3 separate regions of the Homo sapiens genome follow, and all the other regions are linked to region 3. The links are chromatin contacts, found by Hi-C or POLR2A ChIA-PET in ENCODE. All regions are on one chromosome and are shown on one strand. Each heading gives the region's core, a stretch centred on a gene start or an enhancer-like site at or near the end of the contact. The rest is flanking DNA. Distances are from core to core; before and after follow the strand shown.

Evidence for each region. A loop is a pair of places that touch in the nucleus more often than their neighbours do. ChIA-PET counts read pairs that join two places held with the same protein, here RNA polymerase II (POLR2A).
Region 1: a loop to region 3 is called in a map of mammary epithelial cell, with 1.9 times the contacts of the local background. The contact joins the enhancer-like site here to the promoter of RBP1 in region 3. A Hi-C loop is called at or near these places in 3 of 168 maps with a recorded cell type or tissue (MCF 10A, astrocyte of the cerebellum and mammary epithelial cell). POLR2A ChIA-PET finds 5 or more read pairs at or near these places in 2 of 52 experiments (MCF 10A and OCI-LY7).
Region 2: a loop to region 3 is called in a map of PC-9, with 1.8 times the contacts of the local background. The contact joins the promoter of RBP2 here to the promoter of RBP1 in region 3. A Hi-C loop is called at or near these places in 2 of 168 maps with a recorded cell type or tissue (PC-9 and endothelial cell of hepatic sinusoid). POLR2A ChIA-PET finds 5 or more read pairs at or near these places in 2 of 52 experiments (GM10248 and PC-9).

What each region holds. Positions count from the first base shown.
Region 1 is chr3:139,600,007-139,603,232 of GRCh38, forward strand. All of the region lies in intron 4 of NMNAT3 (nicotinamide nucleotide adenylyltransferase 3), which reads right to left. Among named protein-coding and RNA genes, the nearest start is that of RBP1, 62 kb to the left of the region's middle. Within about 2 kb of position 1,330, at least 2 of the 41 ENCODE cell types and tissues checked have a DNase peak (open chromatin) inside an H3K27ac peak, as active enhancers do; they include mammary epithelial cell, where a contact is called at or near this core.
Region 2 is chr3:139,474,552-139,477,836 of GRCh38, forward strand. It overlaps RBP2 (retinol binding protein 2), which reads right to left and starts at 1,965. Exons shown (of 4, transcript NM_004164.3): 1 at 1,836-1,965. The coding sequence starts at 1,908. All of the region lies in intron 3 of COPB2-DT (COPB2 divergent transcript), which reads left to right.
Region 3 is chr3:139,538,043-139,541,462 of GRCh38, forward strand. RBP1 (retinol binding protein 1) reads right to left here and starts at 1,700. Exons shown (of 4, transcript NM_002899.5): 1 at 1,418-1,700; 2 at 739-917. The coding sequence starts at 1,676. All of the region lies in intron 3 of COPB2-DT (COPB2 divergent transcript), which reads left to right. RefSeq lists an enhancer at 1-775.

The DNA.
Region 1 (3,226 bases), core at 80-2,579, 62 kb after region 3:
TGCCCTCTCTCCTCAGTGCCCTTGGAATATGTGCTCTTCTGTCTGGCTTCAATTTCTCTTACTTCTTTGTGTGTGAAGAGTCTTCCTTTCAATCAGCAAACTCTTCCTGCACACTATAAAGCCCACTTTGGTCTTCAGAATCTTTCAGTGCCTGAGCTTGTCAGTATGAGGTTTCTCTTTCTTTATTTCCAAATGTCCTGCTTTCTTTGTGTGCAACTTCTTAAGAATTTGGCAAAGTAAACAACAAAGCAGCAATATTTCATAGGGTTTAAACTTCCCTTTGGTCCTGGATAGAAAGGATTTTTTTTTTTTTTTTGAGACGGAGTTTTGCTCTTGTAGCACTGGCTAGAGTGCAATGGCGCAATCTTGGCTCACTGCAACCTCTGCCTCCTGGGTTCAAGGGATTCTCCTGCCTCAGCCTTCCGAGTAGCTGGGATTACAGGCACCCACCACCACGCTGGCTATTTTTTTTGTATTTCTCAGGAGAGACAGCATTTCACCATGTTGGTCAGGCTGGTCTCGAACTCCTGACCTCAGGTGATCCACCCACCTTGGCTTCCCAAAGTGCTGGGATTATAGGCCTGCCACCTGGATCTATTCTTCTCCCTGCTCCTGGCTTTTTCAATCCAGTCACAAAGAGGCCTTTGAAATTGATGCCTGCCACCACACCTGGCAGAAAGGATGTTTTTGTTTCTTCTTTTTCCTGTTCCTTTCTCTGCAATCATCTCTCTGAGTCTCAGACATGTGGCACTGGTTGGCTGGCAGCACCTTCTGTGTGTCTGAGCCCTTACATAGCTTCCAGAGGAAGGGGTGCTCCGTTGGGGTCCTGCCTGCTTTTGGAGCATTAGAATCTCCTTTTTTGCAAGCCTCTGTCTCCCATCATTTAACACCCAGCTGTGTCTCTCTGCCCACTGACCAGAATCTTTTCGCAGTAGGTGGGTTTTAAAAAGCACTCACCAGAACTCCCAAATGCTAGGGTCTCATGGCCCCTCAAAAACTCATTACCTTCTCTTTGGGATCCTCAGACCTGGCAGGAACCTCACATAGGAAGAAAGGCAGCCAGGGAGCAGGCAGTGAGGACAGGTTGTAATCAGGCAGTTCTGGCTGGGCATAAAGTCTGCTCCTGCTGAAGGCAAGCTGCTCAACACTGCACTGGACATCCTCCATGTGTGGAATCTAGGCAAAGCAGCTCTGTCCTCTATTAACAAATAACTGAGCCTGGGCAATCTGTTACTTCAACTGTCCTTTCAAGCCAGGCTTTGCAGTAACAGGAATTTGAGGTCCAGCATGCAGAGACAGACCTAAGTGTGAGCCTCTGCTACTTATGAGCTGTGTGACCTGGGGCAAATTACTTAACCTCTCTATACCCTATTCCCTTCACTTGTGCAATAAGAATAAATAATACCACACACTTCGGAGGCATGGCGTAAGACTCAAATGACTAATATAGGGATAGTTCAGGGGCAGATACACGGTTGGAAAGCACACTAGAAATATCAGTAGAATCTGAATTTTCCCCTACCTGCCTCCTTGTTTTCACTACAAATAACATTTCCTTTCCTGCTTTTAAGTCAAGAGGGGAACACACTGATTCTTTAGCAGACAGTTTAGCACACACTTCAAGCCAGAGAGTGTACCAGCAATGTGGATTCAGAAATAAATATGATGGGAGCCCTGCTCTCACAGGATGGGGTTGGGGGTGGGGGATAAAGTCCCAAGGGAGTTGGACAGTCTCCAGATGGGTAGTCACTGCTGGGCAGAAACACATGAGGGAAGTGTCAGGAGCCCGAAAGAAGCTCTGAACAGGTTGGAACACGTTTTCTGGAGGATGGGACATTGAAACTGAATCACCTACAATGTTGAAGGCAGATGGTAACCTAAGAAAGGTAAAGCCTTGTTAATCAAATCAATTCTTTTCACTTTAACTGTATTGGAAAGATACTTTAAAAAATCTTCATAACAACTGAAGCTCGATGATGCCTTGATTCTGCATTAACATCCTTGCCCATTTCTTGATACATTTTCAATTTACCTTCATGGTAATTTACACTCAAGGAAGCTGTCCAAGATATGCGGGGGATTCAATAAAATAGGTCATGGAGTTAAATGCTGTGGTGAAACACAGGGCTTAATTTTATGGATAAAATTTAAACTGCTTAGCTGCCTTTTTTGCATTATTCATGTTAAGACTAATGATTACTCACTAAATGGGAAGGAATCACTGTAGAAATCAGGAAGCCATTTTCTTAATTCTTTAAGCACATCTGATGGAGCTGTGGACTCTGCCCTTGAGGTTAACAGCATTGTATTAGGGAAGAGACCTGCTTGGCCCACCAGTCAACCTCCCTTGCCTGGGCTGCTCCTGAAACTGCTACAGGAACAGGAAACTTGAAACAAGATTTTTTCCTAAAATTGACATTGGGTAGAATGAACAGGATAGAAGACAATATATTAATGTCAGTTCCTTCTGGTATTTTTCAAAGTGAAGTCTGCATTGATGTCATTGACAAAAATGCAAATTCCAGATTGTAACCAAATCTGCTTACTGGCAGTGAGGTTTAGGCACTTTAATTATTCACAAGCATCCCAGGCAATTCTTATGTGCTAGTGGAGAACCACAGATTGGCATTGGCTATAGAGAGACCACTTCCTTTCAGTCATCCAAGGTTATTTTATTAACTTAGCACTGGGCTCCAACGTAAACAAGGGCTACTTTTCTATAATGATCAAATTACTAATTTTATAAGTATAGAATAAAAGGATATGGGTTTCTTAGATTGTAAATGTTTGATGTAGTTAATGCAATTTCATTTTTGAGGTTTGTTTCTAATAATACTCTTAATTTACATGTCTAATGGATTCCTTGTACACAATTCTGATCATGTAAATTTAAGATGATCTTTTCCACTTTGCAATACAAGACATTTAAAATAACCTAAAGTTGCCCATTCTCACTAAGCACCTGAAAATTAGTCCCTGTGGGGAAACTTTTTTCAAGTTTTATTTTTCTTTTTATTTCAAGTGTTGTTTATATTGTTTCTCTAACTGTTCTACCTAATGATTGATAGGCACCTACCTTCCCCAAAGAAAAAGGGTTAAGTGATCAAATATGTTTGGGAAACACGAGGGCAAACAAAGTGAAACAGACTTTTACTGCAGATTGCGGATCCTTTGAGAGCCCTTAATGTGCACAGTAATTCTCCAAGAAGGGGACAGAAGTCCCTGG
Region 2 (3,285 bases), core at 715-3,214, 63 kb before region 3:
TGCTGAAACCTTGAAACTTCCAAATAACCCTTGTTAAAGTACTTTTAATTGCTCAAAACCACAAGTACATCTAATATCATCTGGAGGGACAGGCAAGGCTGGGGCTATTATCTCTATTTGGCAGATGAGGAAACCGAGGTTCCAAAAGGTTAAAAAACTGGTTCACGGTCACAGAGCAAGCCCTGGACTCTAGTCCGAGCTGTGTTGACCCTTCTGCTTTGGTTTCCTTATCTGTATAATCTTGTTCAGAATTCTAGTTCCAAGCTATGCTCCAATCCATTTACCCATGTGTAGTATCAGAATCCCATTTCTATTGGCCACTCCTGGTACTAAAAATCACAGGTGCAACAGGGTTGAGGATGGGGCTCTGGTAGGAGGATTTTTGTCTCTTTCTTCCTCCTCCCAACTATATTGAGGTAAAAATCCTGCTAACCAGAATGAAAAGGAAAGCTATTCAGTGTTGGAAACCAGTCTAAAGAACATGAAGAGGCCGGGTGCGGTGGCTCACGTCTGTAATCCCAGCACTTTGGGAGGCCGAGGCGGGTGGATCACAAGGTCAGGAGATTGAGACCATCCTGGCTAACATAGTGAAATCCGTCTCTATTAAAAATACAAAAAATTAGCCAGGCGTGGTGGCGGGTGCCTGTAGTCCCAGCTACTCTGGAGGCTGAGGCAGGAGAATGGCATGAACCCGGGAGGTGGGCTTGCAGTGAGCTGAGATCGCGCCACTGCACTCCAGCCTGGGCGACAGAGCGAGACTCTGTCCCCAAAATAAAAAAAAAAAAAAAAAAAAAAAAGAACATGAAGAAAGTGCTTAGTTCCACAAATATGGAACATATCACAGCTCTCCTTTTTCATTGACATGGTGGACATTTTCAAGCTAGAAGTTTATCACACCAAAAAACTCATGATTTCCACTCTTGGAGAGACCTCCCACCATCATATCCAAGTTATTATTGGGCCTCTAACTCCACCCACTGCCGTTTCTCTCATTCTGCATGTGGAGGAAGTTCCAGCGAAGTTACCCCATATGTGGAGAACTTTAAAGCTAGAAGAGGTGATAAAGAGGCTGCTGAGGGATGGAATAAGGTCAGGCAGCCAAAGCCCCTTGCTCAGCACCTGGAGCACAGGAGCCACCCAGTAACTGTGAGCTCCCCTCTGGGGACCCACTCACTCTAGTCCCAGGCAGAACCTGTAGGCTGGGCAGGGCTATGTGTTTTCTGCCAGTTCCACAGGGAACCCACTCTGTGGTGAACTCAGGACATGCACCAATTGGTAGCCCTTGGCCTGGAACCCAGTTCAGAAGTCATATAAGCAGTGGGTTGTTTGTGCTATCTGACAACAGCCTCTCTAGGCTTCCATGAGCTTGATTTTCCCTAGGCTGAGAGATTTGCTAGCTATTTCTTTTCTGCTTCCCCATTACAAAACTGATAAAAGAACAATGCAGAGGTCATTGGTGGATAATATCAGGTCCAAGTGGTTATCAGAGAGATGGTGGTCACAAGGCAGAAGAGCGACTGTGTTATCCTCTCAAGTTTGGCTTTACTCTGTTGTGTGTGTATCCTCCTGACATACACATTCAGTGTATGTTTTCTGTGGGCCAGGCACTGTGCTAAGGCATCCTAGACATAATCTCATTTATCATTATTCCCAGTTTCCAGATGAGAAAACTGAGCCTCAGAGAATTCTTATGATCTGCCTAATATTGCACAGCTGTACATGAGGCATGAGGATTTGCCACAGGTCTGTTGAACTCCATAGCAGCACTGTCTGGAGGGCCAGACCACAGTACTCCCAACAACAGCTACCCTCCCCATCCCCAGTCTCCTCCTTACCCAGGGCCTTCATGTAGCCCTCAAAGTTTTCATTACTCTCCATCTCCCAGGTTCCATTCTGGTCCCTTGTCATGGTGGTGGCCACTGGTTCGGTGAGGGTTTGTGGTGGATGGCAAGGAGCAGGCTGCAGGGAGAATACACTGGAATGAGCTTCTTTTATAGCCTAGTGGGCCAGGTTTGTGACTCTGAAGATAAGAGGTTCAAAGGGCAGAAGCACAACTCAAAAGAACTTTTCTTTGTAAAGTTCAGCGAGACTATAGGTAACCCACGAACAAAGTCCTGGTATGGCCAGGCGTGGGTGTCCTAGTGTCCTGCACCATAAGCAGGGCCCTAGAGCAGCTCATTTTTGGCTGGCTGGGTCCCCATGGGCCCCTTGTCCCACACAGAACATTTCATCCAGTAATGGAAGAAAACAAACATCCAGGGTCTACCCCACATGTACTATGGGTCACTAGTACCCAGGCCTCAAGCCTGGAGTCTATCAGCCATGAATCCAGCACTCATAGCAAGGCTGGTGAAACTGAAAAGACAGAATTCACACCTGTGGAGCTCTACTCTACTCTGTTCCAGGCAGCATGCATACTTCATCTTGTTTCAGCTTACAAGAGCTCTGTGAGTTATGTTTAACCATCCTTATTTTACAGATGAGAAAGGATCATGGAGGTTAAATCACATGTCTAATCACAACTTGTAAGTGGTTGAGCCAGGATTCAAACTCAGATCTGTTGGGCTCCAAATCCTTTTCTTCAACAGTGTGCTAGGTCAGCTTTGAAAGAGGTTTGGAGCCTGACTTAAGAGACCAAATCTCTCTTGCTTCCCTGTGGAAGCAAGGTGCCCTGTGGACTTCCTAGCAGCAGGGTGAGACATGAGAAAAGTGTTTTCTGGGAACATGATTCTGCTAAAAGCAAGCTGAGCCTGGAGGGAGTCCAGATGGAGGCAGAGGGGTAGTGGAATGTTGTTTTAAGATCCAAGGGGAAAGCTGAGGATCACCTGGATCAAAGTGGGGGCATAGCTGGACAAGGACCCTTGGTTCAGGAATGTTCTCCAAATGGGCTGTCCCAATGGAAATGGGTTTAGTTTATTGCTCTGACACTCTATTCCAAGATGTGGTGTCTGAGAAGTGACTGTGAAGAATGGAGGTGTGGCCTGAGACAGATATACCATGAGTTCCCAAAGTGAGACCTATTTTGATGATGACACTGCAGCTCTCATATATGTATCCTTGTGCTGTGAAATCTAAGTAAATGACTCTGTGTGTGGTACGAGGGATATAAAACAGCACATTTATCTTTCAGTAAATACACTGGAGTTAGGAAGACAGAGTGAAAAATGGCCCAGCTGTTGTCAAAAGGCCAATGGGGAAAGGTAAGGGGTGAGAAAGAAATAACTTTACCACAAATGGAAAATGAGTGGAGGAAGGAGTAGACAGATAAGAAACCTTGGAGATTCA
Region 3 (3,420 bases), core at 450-2,949:
AGGGAGCTCTTGGCCCTCCCTCTTCCCCCACTGCTGTTTCCTCTGGTCTGGGCTGGAGGGGCCCTGACTTACTGAATAGGTGTCAGCTGCAAAGTTCAAAGAATGCTCAGTAGGCATTGGATGACAGGGTGGGGCAGGGGATGGCCAGGAGCCAAATCCCAGCTCTGGGGCAAGGATGGGCAGATCAGGGGGCTTCCAGCAGAGATCAAGGGGCCCCCAGCTTCCTGGAGTGACTTCACACTAAGTCATACTGAAAGTTTACACTTCAAAGGGGTTACCTGTGTTTCTTTTTTCTTTCCTCCTTTCTTTTCTTTTACCCTCCACCAGCCCAGTCAGCCAGAGAACGGCATCAACAGACATGCTTTGAACTCCAGACCCTCCCTAGCTGTGCTACTCTGGACATGTTACTTCATCTCTTTGAGACTGTTTCTTCATCTGTAAAATGGGCATATTCATATCTCCCTCAAAGGCTGTGTGAGGCTTAGGTGAAGTCATGTGCATAAAGCACCGGGCAGAGTGCCTGAACGCAGTGGAGACACAGCACATGGCAGCCTTCATAACCATCACCTTCCAGTGTAGATAGAGCAGGATGCTTCATGAGTTGGTGCTGCCCACCATGGGGGCTGAGAGTGGGAAGAGTTTTCAGTCCCTCAGGCCCTTGCCCCCTCTCGGATGAACTAGCCCAGCCCTTGGTCAGGCCCCCTGGGCAGGAGACACCAGGTGGACGCGAATCCTCACCATGCACTTGCGGTCATCTATGCCTGTCAGATCCTCCTCAAACTCCTTCCCAACCTGGAAGTCCATGATGTAGTTCCTAAAAGTGCTCAGCGTGCGGATGATCATATGGTCACCGTCCTGCACGATCTCTTTGTCTGGCTTCAGCAAGTTGGCGATTTTGCGCAAGGCCACATTGACGTCTGCGGTGGGGGTTGAACGGGGAGAGAGAGAGCGCCAGAGAGTTGGCAGGGAAACTCAGAGAACCGTTCCCAAGGTAGCGGGGCCCCAGGAGCCCTCTCCGCCCGCGAACACTGTTAGGGTTCCCGCTGGCTTTGCGTTGTCTCTGCGCACAGCCTGCCTGTGCCTCCCCTGCCGCCCCCAACAAAGTTTTCTGCTCTTATGTTAACCGTTTAAAAACAAAAAGTAGCAAACCAAGCCCCAGATTTACTAATGAAATTACCCACCTCCAGGGCCAACGAGCAGACATTTGCCACCGGTTAACCTAACAACCCCGAATTCTCCAATCTGCAGCCTGGGGGCTGCCCTGGGAGCGGTGGCCGAGGACGCCCTTTCTGGCGTCCGGGGGCACCGGACCGCGGCTCGCCGGGATGGAGGCAGGCAGGCAGCGTCTCGGGAGGGCTCTAGGGAGCGGCCCGGAGCTGCTCGGCGGGGCGCCCAGGGCGCAGCGGGCAGCGCTTACCGAGGGCGCGCAGGTACTCCTCGAAATTCTCGTTGACCAACATCTTCCAGTACCCAGTGAAGTCGACTGGCATTTCGGGGAGTGACTGGAGCCAGTTGGCCACAAGCGGGCGGGACGGCTGGAGACTGCCGGGACAGCGGCTGCCGGTGCTACGCGGGTGGTGGGCGGCCCGGAAATGAGCGCCCTCCGGGGACAGGGGGCTCTGCGGGGCGGCGACAGCTGGATTCCCAGCGCGCACAAAGCCTGCGGGAGGATCCATTGTAGCGGTCGCTCCTCCCCGCTTAGCGAGGGCGGGCGCAGGGGCGGGGGATGTCGAAGGGTCAGGTTTGTCCAGGCCGCGCCACCTTCGTTTCAGACGTTCAGTTCGTTTCCCCTACAAAGGAAGAGGAGACCGGAGACGGGACGTTTGCTTTGTTGGCCGAACTCTTCGGCTGCTGGGGATTTCCTTCAAACGCCATTAACTTCTCACACTCAGCAGCCACTCGGGAGTTGGGAAACAATCTCCTGGGGTTTGTGCTGGCGTGATTAAGGAAAGAGGCCACTTACAGGCCTTTGTCTAAAGCCTCGCGCCGGTGGTGGCTGGGGTCAGGAAAGCTGGGAGGTTCAACTACGGGCGAGAAAATTGGGGCACTTTCCACGTCTCTCCCGAAAATAAAAGAAAGGATGCCGGGCACGGCGGCTCACGCCTGTAATCCCAGCACTTTGGGAGGCCGAGGCGGGCGGATCACCTGAGGTCAGGAATTCGACACCAGCCTGGGCAACACGGTAAAACCTCGTCTCTACTAAAAATACAAAAAATTAGCCGGGCGTGGTCGCGGGCGCCTGTAGTCCCAACTACTCGGGAGGCTGAGGCAGGAGAATAGCTTGAACCCGGGAGGAGGAGGTTGTAGTGAGCCGAGATCGTGCCACTACACTCCAGCCTGGGCGACAGAGTGAGACTCTGGCTCAATAAATAAATAAATAAATAAGTAAAATAGTTGATGTTATTTGAAGTGCATGTGGCTAAAAAAGCCTTCTGGGTGATTCTGATGCACAATCAACTTTGAGATCCACTGCTGCTTTATGCAAATGTAAGCAATATACTGTTTATTAATGTTTCCTCCCGTTTCACCTAATGGCAGCACTGTACTCCACGGTGTTCTGGACTTTGCTTTATTCACTTAATATATTCTGGAGACTTTTCCATAGCTGTACATAGAAAGTATCCCCATTATTTTACGGAGTATTCCATTGCTTATCCAGCTTGTCCCCTGATGGACAAACTATATTGTTTCTGATCTTTCACTATTAAAAGCAGTACTGCAATGAAAATCTTTGATCACATCTCCTTTGTCACCTGCGTGGGTATGTCATTGTGGTTTAACTGCATTTGCCACCAAGTAGATGACATAATCACATGGGCTGACTTTTTGACCCTCTTTTTGACTACCTCTTTTAAATCGCTTTTTGCACAAATCACAGCCTAAGTGACAGCAGATAACATTTTCTTCCCCTCTAGCACCACCTTCCCCAGGGTGCCTCCCTGGGGCTCACATGTGTTCTCACAGTGCAGGCTGAATTAGGAAAAGGAGCCTCTTCCTCAGGGTAGAGACAGCTTCCTCCCAGGCAGCAACTTGGATTTCAGCGCTTCTCACCCTCTTTCCCTAGACTAGGATTTGTTTCTTAATCTCTGTGCTACTGACATTCTAGGCCACATAAGTCTTTGTTACAGGAGCCTGTCCTGTGTACTGTAGGATATTTAGTGGCATCCCTGGCCTCTACCCATTAGATCCCAGTGGCACCCAGACACAAAGATGTCGCCAGACATTGTCAAAGGCACTGGGGTGTGGGTGCTGGGTAAACCAGCCCTGGTTGAGAGCCAGCTCTAGGCCCTTGTTTCCCACTGCTTCTTTGTCTGGCTCTGGATGGTTAGGTCATCAGTTGTTCACACAAGCACTGGCTCTGTGTCCCTCCCTAGCCAGCCCAGGGCTCATCTTGGCTGGGCACTCAGGGCAACCTATCCC